Regions from separate parts of the Mus musculus genome. Here region 2 is linked to region 1. Evidence: chromatin loops called from intact Hi-C (ENCODE). Cell type or tissue: heart. All regions are shown on one strand.

Region 1 (2,500 bases):
AGGGGTGAGGCCTTCCAGGGTCAGACCTAAAGTCCAAGTTTATGTCCCCCAGATCTGCTAAGAGGGTGATTTACCACCACTCCACCGCACCCCTGAAGTTGACTTTCTCATACAGTTTGCATTGCCCTCCTTTCTCCAGCAAACACTTCTTCCAAGCACTTCCTGTCTTATATTCACAAGTCCTTCTTTTAATGTTCTCTGTGCCTGTGGATACTAGCCATCTTCTGCTTCCTGTTGAGGCCACAGCTCAGATCTGTTTCTCAGTAGAAGCTCAAGAAGACAGGAGAGCCGCAGAGTCCTAGAGCAGCAGGATGGGAGCCCTGCGGCTCAAAGGCAGGTCCTCTGCAGAGACTCCCACTTCACTTCTCAGCACATCCTACACCTAGGAGCAGGATGTACGGAAAGTGGATTTTCACACGATTTGCTGTAGGAGCAGACATAAAATTGCCCCATCCTCAAATACGATATGTAGCACTTTTGTCAGCTTTTATTATCCCATGTGTCTTTGTGGGGCTTCTGATAGAAAGACAGAAGGTTCTATGTTAAGTATTACTAGCCAGCTACCATACCAACATCCAGATGTTTCAATGAAGGGTAATTTTACATGTTTCTTACTCATTATTCATTCATTCATTCATTAATTCATTCATTCATGTCTGCTTCTTCTAGTAGTTTCAGATTATTTTACTTCTAACCCAGTACAGGAACTGTCATCTACTGGATGCTGAAAATATGGTAAGTGTTAAGGTAAACCATCACATACAGGACAGAGAGTAGAATGCTATTTTGAAAGCAGATGCTAGTGGTCATCATAAACCCTGCAACATAGTCACAGTTTGAGAGCGATGTAGTAACTATCAGCCAATTTGACACTAGAAGCAGCCAAGACACTAGAAGGATGGGGATTATTTTCCACTGTTTACAAATAAAGAACTTGAGACACAAAATGAAGCTGATACCTGAGTTCCCATTAAGGTTAGGGCCAGGGAGCAGCGCCCCCTCCTGTGCAGGAGTGATAACTTCTGCAACCTTCCTTTCTTGCCAGGTCTAGTCCTGTGGGGAAGGAAGAGAGCTGAAGGGGTGGGGCAGAGTGGTTCTAAAGGTCAGAGGTCGGCCTCAGTTGCACATGCTAGCAGGTAGGCACTGTGTTGCTCTGAGGGAGGCCGATGGAACCTGAGCATGACAGCAAACAGCACCTGGTACAGAGAGAGACACAAGATAAATGTGAAAAGCAATTGTCAAGCAATGATTAATTGAGTTCTTGCCATGCGCTGCTATTTTGTATTCTTCCAGCATCTGTGCAGAGTAGGCACCATTCTTCCCTGCTTGTGGAAAGCAGAATTGCAGTGTCCAGAGGGCTTGTTCATGCCTAAGATTATAGAGCAGTAAGAAGCCATCCAGGAGGCAAATGCCTTCTGCCTGATCCCAAAGCCCCAGCCTTATGCTGAGCTCTAAATAACACAGGCAGAAATGAGGCCAAGTCCGCATTGTCAAGACAGTGAGTCTAGCTACAGATAAGTAACATCTTTCTGGAGTCAGGTTTAAGTGACTAGAAGAACCCGGGTGTGGGGAAATAGTGTGGTCAGCAGAATCCTCCCTTCCCATGGCAGCTAAATGAATTATCCTACCTTCAAAATGCAAAGAAGGAAGACCAGCTCTCATGAGCTGCCAGGGTTCTGGGATCATCTAGACCTACATTCCAGTATTGTTCTCCTTTGTACATATTTGCTCTGTGACTTTGGGTAGTGACTAAGTGTCTCTGGGCCTTAGCATTCTCCTCCATAGAACAGAGATAATGACATGGCCTGGTCGTTGTGAGGGTAGGATGAGAGTACCTGGCATGATGCCAGACATAGTAGGAGCGATTTGAAACCAGGATCCTGCTCAGTTCCAGGCCCTCCTCCTAGGCAAAGCTTCCCTCCTAAGGGAGCCTTCATTTCCTCTTTGTGAAAGGAGATGTGAATCTGTGGTTCACAACACACAGGGATGCTATAGATTAGACAGAACTAAAGGACAGAAGTGCCACTGGATCTAACCTAGGTATACAAGTAGTAGAAGAACCTACTACAGCAGGGGATGGGGGCAGGGATAGGGGAAGGACTTGGTGTGTGTGTGTGTGTGTGTGTGTGTGTGTGTCAGGACCAGTGTCTGGTTCAGTCTAGTTTCTGTAGTCAACATGGTAAGTAGCTTTGGGTGGTTTCTTTTGCCTTTGGGTCAAAAGCACGGGGCTGGCTAAGGGCAGTCTGTGCACTCTGTGCTTCTCACCACTGTACCCCAATAGCTTCTCTTGCCTTACCTCCTGGTCACTCACTCCCTGCGTTTATCACAGCCTAGCTGGTCAGCTCAGGCCATCTTACTGATGCTTCATGCTTCTTTGAGCTTTGTTCCATGGAGTTTCCCTTGAAGTTGCCTCAAGCCCAGTGGCCATTCTCTGCCCAGGGCCCAACTAAAGACACCCCTAAATTAGCCTAGATAGCCTGGAGTACAGGGGAGGGAAAGC
Region 2 (2,500 bases), 79 kb before region 1:
TTTATTATTATTGTGAGGACTAGCAACAAGAATGTGTGTATGTGGAATATGAGCATAAAGAGTACAAGAGAAAACAAAATCTCTCACCTATGCAAGAAACTCAGAATCATAATAAACATTTCAGTGCACTTGTTTTGTTACAGGTTAAATTTATTTAAATGAGTTTTTAAAAACATAGCATTTCGTTAAATCTACCACCTCCTTTATGCATGCCTTTATGAGAATACTTTTCTCACTATAACCTCATTATTAAGCTTTCTTAATGCTCTCAGACTAGAATGAAAGATTACAAGTAGCAGAAAAAATGGGTTATTCAGACAGTAATTTAATATTGACATAGGATCCAACTGAGATTCAAGTTCTAATACTTTAGTAAATACTACAAGGTCCTAGGTATCTATTCTTTCTATAGACCACCAAGCCTACAATATAACATGGAGTGTGTGCTCAGAAAAATATTAGTTACTTGAATAAAAGAATAAGTGGAAGAATGGATGTATGTGAAATTCTGTTTATCCTTCCCCCAAAATTCACCAATCTCTCTCTGACAAATACCCTGGTATTGAGCTAGACAATTGGAATATAAATAGCTCAGTTTCCCTGTAAGCATACAATACAGAACAAGTACAACTCTCAGCCTTCTTTCTCTGGAAGGTGTGGTTTGTCTGCAGGAACCAACCTTTCCAGGTTCTCATCTGTGATTTTGGAAACAGAGAAGGGACTGCTGTTCTGCCCAGTTTGGCTCCTGAACTCAACTGACTCCAGAAAGTCCGGCCTCTGCTCTGGCTCCCTAGAGCCCTCCATCCTTGTTTCATTCCAACTGTTCCAGCCCAGAATCAACAAGTAGTGGAGGCGATTCCTCAATGGAGAAAGACCACAGGGAAGAGGGGTGCCGCTGCTCCCTTAGGATAAAAACAGCCCTGGTCTAACCCTCTGGTATCCCAGCAGCTGGTTCAACTGGAAACCTCAGATTACTCTAGTTCTGGCCAAAAACTGGTTTGGCAGCTCTAGGGGAATGTTTCTGGCTCACTGACCCTCACAGCAGGTGCTGGCAATTTTGCAAAAGAAAGAGAAAAGGGGGAAATGGGTTTGGAGGGTGGACTGAAGGAACGGAGGCGCTTAGCTAAATTCGAAACACTAAACTATTGAATCCGCCCGAAAGCGACTTTTAGCAGCGCTCCTCCTATCCTCTAACGCTACTATCATATATGCTCTTTCCCCACCTTACTGCAATCGCACTCCGGCTGTGATTGCTCGGGTCTGACTTCGCAAGTGGCGGTGTGCTTCAAAACCCCCTCATCCGCCCCTCGCCCGGCTCTCTCCACTCCCCTCCCTTTTCCGCGCCCAGGCGAGAGCAGCCGATTGGCAGAGCGGGGCTTTCAGGAACAATAACAGTGGGGGGAGCCGGGGCCCCGGGGAGCCTCCCCGCCCCCGGCCCGGCTGCGGCTCACGCCCCTCTAGGGGTCCCCACCTCCGCACCGCCCCACGGGCTGACCGGCGCCCGGGCCCGCCCCCGGCGCCCACCATGTACGCCTTTGTGCGGTTCCTGGAGGACAACGTCTGCTACGCGCTGCCCGTGTCGTGCGTGCGCGACTTCAGTCCCCGCTCGCGACTGGATTTTGACAACCAGAAGGTGTACGCGGTGTACCGGGGCCCGGAGGAGCTGGGCGCCGAGCCCGAGAGTCCCCCGCGTGCCCCTCGGGACTGGGGCGCGCTGTTGCTCCACAAGGCCCAGATCCTGGCGCTGGCAGGTGAGCGAGCGGGCCGGGAGGGGCGTTGGGACCGGGCGGACCTGGGGCTGGTTCCGGGAGAGGCCGGGCGGCTGGGGCCAGGGAGCCACCGCTTGCTCTTGCCTCCCGTTCCGACTCCTTGGGCTTTCTTTTGGGTACCAGGTGTCTCTAAGAGGCCAAACCAGTTAAAAAGACCTGAGGGTCCCCTTTGTCTTCCTTGCTTCTCTGACACTCCTGCGCCTTGCTGTCAGTCAGCTTTCTCTACTCTGCTCTCTTCTTTCTGACTCTTTTGTATTCCCCTTGGCTCTTCATTTTCTGCTTCTCTAGCTGCCTACTCTAGCTGTCATCTCTCCCATCTCTCACCTTCACCTCTCTCAGTTACTTCCCTCTGTGTTGCTTTCCATCTTAAGTTTCGAAAACTGTACCTCCCTCTCTCCCTTTAAGGCCCTTGGCGTCTCCTTGGAGCAAGAAGCAGTGTTAGGTCCTTTTGATGGGGGCCCTTTTTCACAGAAGGAATCTCTGACACTGTTCCATCTGGGCCATCATTAGGACAAGGAGACCAAACCTCAGTGTACTGCCCAAGGGGCACAGGTGAGGAGGTGAAGGGCCTTAGGTAGCCTCATCTCCACCCCACTTTATGCATCTCCCAGAAGGCTCCTTGAGAGAAAGATGGTACAAACAGTTTCTAGTTCAGGTGAGGGCCTGACCTCCTAACTCTGATCACACCTGGGGGTGGGGAAGAGGGAAAGGAGACAGGCTGACAGGCAGGC

The links. Hi-C counts contacts between places; a loop is a spot of excess contacts. Peaks named below come from ENCODE experiments on the same cell type or tissue, not always from the same donor. Only the 100,000 strongest peaks of a DNase experiment are listed, where the experiment ranks them.
Region 2: a loop joins it to region 1, with 2.0 times the contacts of the local background. A loop is called at or near these places in 4 of 42 quality-filtered maps.

The regions. Positions count from the first base shown.
Region 1 is chr4:111,492,870-111,495,369 of GRCm38, forward strand. All of the region lies in intron 6 of Agbl4 (ATP/GTP binding protein-like 4), which reads left to right. Among named protein-coding and RNA genes, the nearest start is that of Bend5, 79 kb to the left of the region's middle. In heart, a CTCF peak has its summit at 1,002 (motif pointing left); no DNase peak of the experiment used is centred here.
Region 2 is chr4:111,413,650-111,416,149 of GRCm38, forward strand. All of the region lies in intron 6 of Agbl4 (ATP/GTP binding protein-like 4), which reads left to right. It overlaps Bend5 (BEN domain containing 5), which reads left to right and starts at 1,357. Exons shown (of 6, transcript NM_026279.3): 1 at 1,357-1,751. The coding sequence starts at 1,526. In heart, no CTCF peak of the experiment used is centred here; DNase peaks (open chromatin) are centred at 832 and 1,352; H3K4me3 peaks cover 2,003 bases; H3K27ac peaks cover 1,848 bases.